Regions from separate parts of the Homo sapiens genome. Here region 2 is linked to region 1. A link is an interaction called in ENCODE POLR2A ChIA-PET data of the cell type or tissue named here. Cell type or tissue: GM12878. All regions are shown on one strand. Links, peaks and the distances in the headings refer to the core of each region. The heading gives the core; the rest is flanking DNA.

Region 1 (5,373 bases), core at 218-5,217:
ACCCAGTTTACCAGAGTCCCTGGAAGGAAACAGCAGCCCCTAAACTAAATGCTACCCGGGGGATTAAGGAAAAAGATACTGCCTTTACTGCATGATCCTACAAACTCCTCAAATTTCAACCCTAAGATTAACAATGGCTCTTTCAATGTAAATGTGTTTAATAACCAGCAACACAGGTTTAACCAAAACTCTGTCCAAACTATATCAAGATACAAAACTCTGTATCCACTCCCAGAAGAAAGAACGTTTAGAAAGTACATAAATTCATCTCTGAGAGGTCTGAGAAAAAGAAAAAACAATGAAAAGACATAAATAGCATATAAGGTATGTAAAAGTACAAGACATAAAAATGAAGAGGGGGGTGTGAATGAGCAGCCAGTATAGAAAAAGCCCATTCAAAGCATGGCCTGTGCATGGAGCCTGAGAAATCTAGCTTGTGGTGCCAGCTCAACCACTCAGCAGCTATGTCCCTTTAGAATCTCTCTACTTCTCCATTTCCTCACCTATAAAATCAGTACAGTATTTGTTGCCACCCACAGGGTAACTGTGAGGGTTCAATGAGAACTTACGAAAAATGTTCAGCAATGAACTTCATGTGCAGCAAGCAGTTAACTGCTAGTGTGGGAACAGCTAGAGCAGTGACACCTACTCTGGCATGTTCCCATCTCACTTCATCCCAGTAGGTAACTGCCTGTTGGGTTTGCTCAAAAGTACGTCTCAGCCGGGCATGGTGTCTCACGCCTGTAATCCCAGCACTTTGGGAGTCCGAGATGGGAAGACTGCTTGAGGCCAGGAATTCAAGACCAGCCTGATCAACATAGTGAATCCCCATGTCTAAATTTTTTAAAACCATTTTTTTTAAAGTACATCTCACTCAGAACACAGTGAAAGCTGAAAGTCCCCAGGCTCCCATAGCATTTGTTGGTATTTCCACCATAGCAAATTTCCACGTGAACCGCCCTACACTGTGAGCTTCTGGAAAGCAGGGCCTATATCTTAAAATTCTTCACAGCCTGAGCATAAAGCAAATACCCTGACACAAAGAATTTAAAAAGTCTGAACAAACGGATGAATAGATGAACAAATGGATGAATAGATGAACAAATGGATGGTTGAATAGATGAATAAACGGATGGTTGAATAGATGAACAAACGGATGGTTGGATAGATGGGAAACAATTTAAATGGCAAGAAAAAGAATCCAGTGTTTTTTTCAAGCCATAATGATTGCAGTGATAAGTGAATGGTGATAAAAGTTTAAAAATTAGAGAGGTCTAGAGGTAACACCAGAATGAAAGGGCCAGGAGCAAGTCTCGGACATGCTGAATCTTGGACAATGATGGGATATCCAAGGGGAAATGTGCAGGAAGCACTTGAAAATGCCAGAATGCAGCTAAGATTCAAACGTTCTCTTAATTTCAATCTTAGGGCTGTTGGAAATAATATTTCAGAGAATTAGAGAACACAAAAGAAAGGAAGTTAAACAGGTTTCAAAAACACATATAGTCTGCAGCTGCTGTGTACAGAAGCCAGAACAGACAAAATGAAATGTGAGACCGATCGTCCTGGAGGTTTACAACACATCACATATGAATGTTTTCATTCAAGACTGGCTCGGAATCATTGTCCAAAGGTATAAAAAGGAGTCTATAAATACTCTTAATATCCCCCAGAAAAATACAAAAAGCTCTCCACTCTGCAACTTCCAGCTCCTGCCCTCTCTCTCTTTCCATTTACCATCTAGTTACCTGAAGAGTTATATACATTTGCCTTCAAAGTTTCCCTTTCAGATCTCTTCCTCTACCCAGCCCTTCAGTGGTGGTATTCCAAGACGACATCCTTGGACTCCTCAATCAGCCCGTGGCATCACCCACTCCCTGGGTTCCACTCCCACTCCTGCGTTGATCATCTCTGGAGTTGCAGGTTCAAATTCAACTATTTAAATGGGTCTCTCAAAGTGGACACTGTACAAGTACCACAAAACTCCAGAGATTACGTCCAAAACCGAAGTCCTATTCTCAGTATGGAAACTCTCCAAGCAGTCATCCAAAGACAGAAACCTGGTGCTCACCTTCGTCACCCTGTCTCTTTCATCTCCTTTCAATGCTATGTCCCTCCCAAACACTGGCAACCAAATCCATCAATTTCATGTCCTTCACTGGTCCTGTATTTTTTCTCTCCTACCTCCTACTCCCACAGCCTGAATTCAAGCCCTCATCACCTAGCTCACCTATCTCCAAAAATTCCTTAAGGGTCTCTCCACTGCCAATCTGAGCCACACTAAGTCAGAAGAATCTTTCTAAAATGCAACAGAATGCTCTGCTTCTCCCTCTCCTTGCCTCCACCTGCTTCCTTTCTCTCTCCCTTCCCCCTCTTGGCAAAAATAAAAAATAAAAATAAAAAAAAGAACGGGCGCAGTGCCTCACACCAGCACCTTGGGAGATGGAGGTTGGCAAATCACTTGAGGCCAGGAGATCAAGACCAGCCTGGCCAACATGGCAAAACCCAGTCTCTACTAAAAATACAAAAACTAGCCAGGTGTGGTGGCACATGCCTGTAATCACAGCTACTCAGGAGGCTGAGGCACGAGAATCACTTGAACCCAGGAGGCAGAAGTTGCAGTGAGCTGACATCACGCCACTGCACTCCAGCCTAGGCAACAGAGCAAGACTATGTCTCAAAAAAAAAAAAAGCAAAATAATCAGCATAAAATATCCCTGGTTTAAACCCTCTCATAGCTCCGTGTCCCACAGAATAAGTCCTGTGTAACAACACATACTGAAGCCCCCCATAACTGTCCCCCATTTCTCTAACCCTGCCTCTGGCCTCCTCCCTCTGCTCACAGCCTACTCTCCAGGCACAAAGAACCATTTGTAGCTCCCCAAGTGGCGAAACTGCTTCACACCTCCTGTCCTCTCATTCTCTTTGCTTTGATATATACTTCTTTGCAATGTTCTCCTACTTGGCACTAACTCATCTTTCACAATCCAGCCCAAGGGCCAGCTCCTCTACAAACTCTCCCCTGGCCAATCCAGTGCCATCCCAGCGCCAGTGGAACTGGCACTGCTCTCCTTGGTTTACCTACATTTTTCATGCACACACCTGCCACATCTACTGTGACACGCTCCTTCACAGCTTGCTGCCATGTTTGTCTCCTCCTTCTAGACTCAAAGCATCGGTGACAACAGGGACTACATGGTATGAAATGATCACTCATGCTTGTTGACTGAATAAACCATTACAAACTACTCATAGAAACCAATCTGCGAGCCGGATGCAGTGGCTCACACCTGTAATTCTGACACTTTGGGAGGCCGAGGCAGGTGGATCCCCTGAGGTTCGGAGTTCTAAACCAGCCTGGCCAACATAGTGAAACTCCGTCTCTACTAAAAATACAAAAATTGGCCAGGCACAGTGGCTCATGCCTGTAATCCCAGCACTTTGGGAGGCCGAGGTGGGTGGATCACGAGGTCAGGAGATAGACGCCATCCTGGCCAACATGGTGAAACCCCGTCTGTACTAAACATACAAAACTGAGCTGGGCATGGTGGCGTGTACCTGTAATCCTAGTTACTCGGGAAGCTGAGGCAGGAGAATCACCTAAGCCAGGGAGTCAGAGGTTGCAGTGAGCCGAGATCGCACCACTGCACTCCAGCCTGACGACACAGCAAGACTTCGTCTCAAAAAAAAAAAAGAAAAATACAAAAATTAGCCAGGCATGGTGGCGGGTGTCTGTAATCCCAGCTACTTGGGAGGCTGAGGCAGAATAATTGCTTGACCCGGGAGGTGGAGGATGCAGTGAGTCGAAATTGTGCCACTGCACTCCAGCCTGGGCAACAAGAGCAAAATTCCCATCTCCAAAAAAAAAAAAAAGAAAAGAAAAGAAAAGAAAAAAAAAAAAACAAAGAAATCTGTGATATTACTACAAAATAGGCGGGTTTTTTTTGTTTTGTTTTGTTTTGTTTTGTTTGAGACGGAGCCTCACTCTGTCACCCAGGCGGGAGTGCAGTGGTGTGACCTCGGCTCACTGCAATCTCCACTTCCCGGGTTCAAGCGATTCTCCTTGTTCAGCCTCCCAAGTAGCTGGGACTACAGGCGTGCGCCATCACGCCTGGCTAATTTTTATATTTTTAGTAGAGATGGGGTTTCACCATGTTGGCCAGGATGGTCTCGATCTCTTGACTTTGTGATCCGCCTGCCTCGGCCTGGGATTACAGGTGTGAGCCACAGAGCCCGACTGAAAATAGGTTTTTTTAATAGCCTTAGCCAATTCCATCATTCATACCTAACACTACTAATTACAACATAGATTTAACAATGCCAGGTAAGGGCACGCTTCTGAAATAGAAGCCTTGAAGACTCAAGAAAAGGTAGAAAATGGCCAAGTGCGGGAGCTCATACCTGTAATCCCAGCAGTTTGGGAGGCCAAGGCAGGCATATTCCTTGAGCTCAGGGGTTCAAGACCAGCATGGCCAACATGGTGAAACACCGTCTCTCCTAAAAATACAAAAACTGGCCAGGCGCAGTAGCTCACATCGGTAATCCCAGCACTTTGGGAGGCCGAGGTGGACAGATCACATGAGGCCAGGAGTTTGGGACCAGCCTGCCCAACATGGCAAAATCCCATCTCTACTAAAAATACAAAAATTAGCCAGGCATGGTGGTGCCCGCCTGTAATCCCAGCTACTCAGGAGGCTGAGGCAGGTAAACTGCCTGAACCTGGGAGGCAGAGGTTAAGAGAGCTGAGATTATGCCATTGCATGCCAGCCTGGGCAATAGAGCAAGACCCTGTCTGAAAAATAAAATAAAATAAAAATGTAAAAATAAGCCAGGTACAGTGGCACATGCCTATAATCCCAGCTACTCAGGTGGATGAAGCATGAGAAATGCCTGAACCCAGGAGGCAGAGGTTGCAGTGAGCCAAGATCACGCCACTGCCCTCCAACCTGGACGACACAGCAAGACTGTCTCAAAGAAAAAAGAAGGCCAGGTGCGGTGGCTCACACCTGTAATCCCAGCACTTTGGGAGGCCGAGGCAGGCAGATCACAAGGTCAGGAGATAGACACCATCCTGGCCAACACGGTGAAACCCTGTCTCTAACAAAAATACAAAAATTAGCTGGGCATGGTGGCATGCACCTGTAATCCCAGCTACTTGGGAGGCTGAGGCAGGAGATTTGCTTGAACCAGGGAGTTGGAGGTTGTAGTGAGCTGAGATTGCGCCATTGCACTCCAGCCTGGTGACAGAGCGAGATTCCATCTTAAAAAAAAAAAAAAAAAGAAAGAAAAGAAAAGGTGGAAAATATAAAGACTTGGATAAGGAAGGTATTATCCTGGCCCTTACTATAAAATTCAGTCACTAAAGAAAGCAGC
Region 2 (5,373 bases), core at 248-5,247, 74 kb before region 1:
GCAGGATGAGCATGGGTTTGTGGCGAGAAAACCCGGGGCAATAATGACATACAATGCAAATTTGCCAGAGTCAGCAAAAAGCCTATGTGGTAGAAATTGCCAAAGAACAGAAAAAGAGGGAAGGGTCAGCACCTAGTGCAGGCTACTCTGCTACTGACAAGCAGCCCGGCACATAAGGAGTGTTTCACTGGAAGTGAAGGAAGGAGGAAGCAGGAGGGGAGATGCTGGGAGCCTTCAAATCCACACTTTCCCTGGAACACGAAGTAAATCCCCATGGTTCTACTCTCTTCTTCACCTTCATGATTACAGTGAGCTTCTACACTGGCTCTTAACCTTATGTGCTAGTGTCCTGAAAACAAAATCTCCCGGGTCCTGGGTGAGAATCAAAGCAGAATTCCTCTATCAAGGAAGAATCAACTCGTACTGAGAGGTGGCCTCAGGAGCCTTTTCCGTTCTGGGCTTCTCACCTGGAGCTTATAACAGAAACAGCTGGCAAATACAGCCATGGCAAAACAAGCTCTGGCGGTGGTGGCTGGGAGGCTGGCAAGGGCCTCCCTTGGTTCTTTTTAGTATTTCTCAGCACAAAACACTGGGGTCATGGCTAGGCACAGGGGCTCACGTCTATAATCCCAGCACTCTGGGAGGTCAAGGTGGGTGGGTCGCTTGAGGTCAGGAGTTCAAGACCAGCCGGCCAACATGGTGAATCCCCATCTCTACTAAAAGTATAAAAATTAGCCAGGGGTGGTGGCACATGCCTATAGTTCCAGCTACTCAGGAGGCTGAAGCATGAGAGTCACTTGAACTGGGAGGTGGAGGTTGCAGTGAGCCAAGATTGCACCACTGCACTCCCGCCTGGGTGACACAGGGAGACTCCCTCTCAAAAAAAAAGAAAAAAAAAAGAAAAAAAAAAAAGTTGGGGTTGGGGCCGTGAAGTTATGCTGAGACAGACATGAAGGAAGGAAAAATTTCCCCAAGCCTATCTGAATGAAGCTACACCTGCTGTCAAATCGGGACCACAGGCTTTCTCTTCCTCCACCTCTCTCCCATCAAGGGAACATTTTCTGAACATGAACCACTCAAAACTTATCCCTAAGGCCTTGACCTGTGAAGCTATGCATGGCATTCTAGAAACACTTCTTGTGCCTGCTCTTTTGCTAAGACTTAACCTACAGACAATACCGCTTCTCCAATCTTCCTAAATAGCAAGGATCATGGGGCATAAATCTCATACCTCCGATCATGCTTTCTCTCTTGCCCTCATCACAAATAGCTGAGCAAAGAGGAGAATGGTTTTACAGGGATTATTCTAACTGCCAGGACCTGCCTGCATGCTCACACCAGAGAAACCTAAGGGGAGTATGCAAATAATGTTATGAAAAGAAAATGTCCAGCGTAGGTCCTGGCAGACAAGTAAAAGGACCACTGGACTTTCAGGCCAGTTTTTAGCACCCTGCTTGGATGCTGAACCCTAGGCGGGCTTACGTGACTGATCATTAATTGCCAAGATTCCAAATGACACAGATCTAGGTTATGCGAGGGAATTTGCTGTAAGCAAGCACGTGCCCTCCACCTGCCCATCCTGTGCTATATCAAGCAAATTGAGACTCTCCCTCCAGTAACTTCTAAGTTTCATGTGAGCCCTTGCCACTGGTCCCTAAAGGTTAGATGGCATGAATTAAGAGAAAACCATAAATGGATACTATGACATGCATGTGGAAAACAGGAAAGCCCGGGCAGAATTAAATAAGGAGGATAAAGAAGGCAAGGACTATATTCAGGATTGAAGCCAATTTGTTCTTAAAAAGGAACCCCCTCCACCAATTCAGAGTCTGAGAACTTTGGTCTTCCAGCCTGGCGGGCCATTGGTTGCCCACGGAGGCTCGGCACAAAGGGAACATCAACCCATGCTGACCTCCCATGCGCTCCATCACAGGACACTACCCGGGGAACCCTTCGGACATAGGAGATCATGGAAAAAGCGAGTCAGATGCTAAAAGAAACAAGATGGAAAGAAATCAAGGAGAAAAAGCAAAGCCAGAAGAAATTCTCTGCCTGATTACAAAAGCTTGGTTATTATGCCTGGACAATTTGTTGCATTACAGAGACCTCTACCATAAAGCATCACTGTGGGCCCACGGGGAACATTTCCACGTGGAAAGAAAAGCAGACATGAAACAAGCAGACAGATCAATGTGCGCCTAGGACAGTCCCTGTGGAACTCACAGGACCACCTCCCACTGCACGGCTCCTCAGGCCTCCTGTGACCTCCCCGAGACATCAAGGCCGGATGCCATCTTCCCCTACAGTTGAGAACAACCTGACAAGTCCCTGAAGCATCTCAGTAACTGTGCGTGTTTGGGGTTGTTCTTTTTAAGTGTAGCTACTGCTCAGGGAATGCTTAGGCACAAACCTGAGGGGTCTTGGGCTAAGAAAATATGTTTCCCCAAAAAAACCAGCAAATGGAGAGGAGACACCAAAACCATAACCAGGAGACCGATTCGGGGCTTTAACGAGGACTCGCTGAAAAAGCGAGGGAGCAAAACAAAACATAACAACAGAGCCGAGGCTGTTAATACCCTTCTCTGATCCCCAGGAAACTAAACACGAGGACTTCAGGGAGGGTTTTTTGGTTTGGACTTGTTTTTTTCACCTTCACTCGGTATCATTTTGAGTTTAGGAAATACCATTTCCCCTTTTCGTGCAAAGGCAAATGTCTTAAGTATCATCTAATTTAGTTCTTTCCCTAGTTTGCTTTTCCATCATGGTAAATCAGAAGCTTTCCATAGCTTTGGGAAGTCAAGACTTTGTTCTCTCTGGAGTAAGTCTCAGCTTGAAAAAAGAAGAAAAAAGAAAGACTTCCTTCTCTTCTTTCTCCTCTTCCCCACGTCAGAGATTAACTTTCAATCAGGCTGATTAATGGACGTCAAATTGAATATCAAACATAGCGCATGTCTTAGCCAATAATTCCAAGTGAAAATGTCATGGAAACTTCCTCTGCTTTTACAAACCCACTCTTAGTATGTTTTCTTGCATTACTGCATTCAGTAATGAATATAACATATACTCCTCCAAAAAAGAAAAACGAAAATTGCTCCAAACCCCTGATCCTGACCAGTTCCCTAGGGACTGTACAATAAGTTAGAAGCAGCATTAACACTACCACCGGCAATTAAAAAACAAAATAACCAAAAATAACGAAATCAGAAAATGCTGCAGTAATGACAGTGGCCTAGCAGAGCGAGCGAGCAGGCTGAGGGTTACATACCTCCTGGAGTTTGGGGCAAGGAAAAGGAGAGCCAAAATCATGGAAACATACAAATGAGGGAGAAAAGAAAATTAAAACAAAGAAATTAAACCCGATTCCTTAATCTTAAAGTGCAATGTATCAGTCACATTCATGCCTGCCTGGGGAGAGAGCTGAACTAAAAACACTCAACGGGCAAATGATCCCACTACTGTCTGGCACGTGAACGAGGGGCTCTTACATGCCACGTTCCACCTCATCAAGGCAAGATTTGAGGCACTACTGGAAACCTGGCCCCAAAGATGCCACAAATCGGCTTTTACAAAGCCAATGTTTACTAGTATATCCAGAATCAGAGCAAAGAAAGCTAAGGTTATTTCAGGGAAAATTAAATGTCTTTCTTGAGATGGCTGTCACTTTTTAAAGTGTGTGTAAGAATGCACACACATATACCCATGAGTACACATGTACTGATGTGTATACACAAGAATACACATTCTTATGGCTATATGCATACACAGACATATACACACAGCTACAGACGGCTGGAAGCCCTGCCTTCTGCAGCACATAAACACAAAGAGTGATACTAAGTGTGCTACAATGAAAACACAATATTCAGAGTCTAGAAGGATTTGATGGAGGTTTAGAAAAAGTAATGCAATGAGCTAAAACTGAGTCCCACACTTGGTTAAATTTTCTCTTTTTTAAAATACGAGATGCCTCATGAATTTGCATGTCATCCTGGTCTAAGAACCAAGATAATCTTTGTACTGTTCTAATTTTAGTATCTGGGCTGTCAAAGCTAACACTTAGTATTAGCATTTAAACAAATCTCGCTGTAGGGGGAAGTAAATCCAAACTTGAACACACTTTAAACGTTTCCAGTAGGTTTCCTTTCAACTCCATCCACTTGGCAATAGGAATGTGGAAGGGAAGGCTGCCTATGGGGTTAGTAATTTTAGAGCCTTAACTTCAAAGATTCTGGGGGCTTAAAGATATATAAAATGATGGCCAATTCAAGAGATATTTAAAACTGATCGGTGAAGTGGTGCTGTAAGGGGAATTTATGAATTAAGTCATTATGTATAAGCACAAGGACTTGGGATATGACTTTAAAAGGAAATATAAAGTCTACTGCTATCTGACCTAGTCAGAAATAAAGGATTCCATTTTAGCCTTCCCAGATGTGTCAGTAATGACCAAGAGAGTACTGACTTCTAATCACTGGGGCAAGCAGTTGGGCTGGTATAGGACGGAACAGCCCCTGCTAATGTGAGAACCCAACTCATCAAAGGCTAAAGCAGAAGGCAACAGAGGAAAGTACCCTGCTAGTGTCCAAAAAAAAAAAAAAAAAAAGGACATCATTATGTCCAGAGAGTCTAGAGCTCTATGTTCTGAAACCATTAATAAAGTAAACACATGTGGACATGAATGTGTATGAAAACCCTACTAAAGTCTTTCCTATTGATTACCCTGTCACCTTCACGGCAAGGCATGACCACAAATCTCAGCAATACAAGCTCATCACTTCTGGCAAAGGGAAGAGAAATGCATTTTCAGCTTTTCTAAATGAACAAAATAATTAATGTGGCTGATTCAGATTGAAAAGGAGGGGAAAAAAAAAAGAAAAAAAAAAAACCACTGCCCAAGAATGAGTAAGAGTGCTGTGGATTGAGCTGCAGCCAAGGGCTCTAGGCTTGCCATGCACACTGCCTGTGGGGGAGCCAGATGCAGAAGGAAGTGACGATGCACTGGGGTGGGGGCAGGAGCGCCAGGTACAAATCTGTGGGATGGGAAGTAGAAAGATGGACAAGGTCGGCCACCCTCCCAGTGGTTATGGGGACAGGGAAGGCAAACGGACCAGGTGCTCAGGGAACTGCCTTGAAACAAAACCTGGTCAACCAATTCAAGGGTAAAAATGTGGAGCACAGACACATGTGGGCAATATTTATGGTGGAGTAAGTCTGTCCCCAGTAGTCTCTGTGTCCCATGGGGGCAATGACTATGAAGTCACTTCCCTTTTGGAAGCCGACCTTTGTTAGAACAGAACTCATACCAAAGTCTCTCTGGAGTCCTCTATAAGCCACCCCCTTTCCTACATGGTGCGTGTGTGTCCATGAATGTGT

The links. Peaks named below come from ENCODE experiments on the same cell type or tissue, not always from the same donor. Only the 100,000 strongest peaks of a DNase experiment are listed, where the experiment ranks them.
Region 2: POLR2A ChIA-PET joins it to region 1 with 6 read pairs; 8 of 35 experiments call an interaction of 5 or more read pairs at or near these places.

What each region holds. Positions count from the first base shown.
Region 1 is chr17:78,766,467-78,771,839 of GRCh38, forward strand. All of the region lies in intron 1 of CYTH1 (cytohesin 1), which reads right to left. Among named protein-coding and RNA genes, the nearest start is that of CYTH1, 13 kb to the right of the region's middle. RefSeq lists an enhancer at 2,456-2,625. In GM12878, for the core only: a CTCF peak has its summit at 2,881; no DNase peak of the experiment used is centred there; H3K4me3 peaks cover 1,811 bases; H3K27ac peaks cover 4,291 bases.
Region 2 is chr17:78,692,742-78,698,114 of GRCh38, forward strand. CYTH1 (cytohesin 1) reads right to left here. Exons shown (of 14, transcript NM_004762.6): 10 at 3,266-3,268. It also overlaps the pseudogene RNU6-638P. Among named protein-coding and RNA genes, the nearest start is that of SCAT1, 63 kb to the left of the region's middle. In GM12878, for the core only: no CTCF peak of the experiment used is centred there; a DNase peak (open chromatin) is centred at 2,642; H3K4me3 peaks cover 2,544 bases; H3K27ac peaks cover 4,836 bases.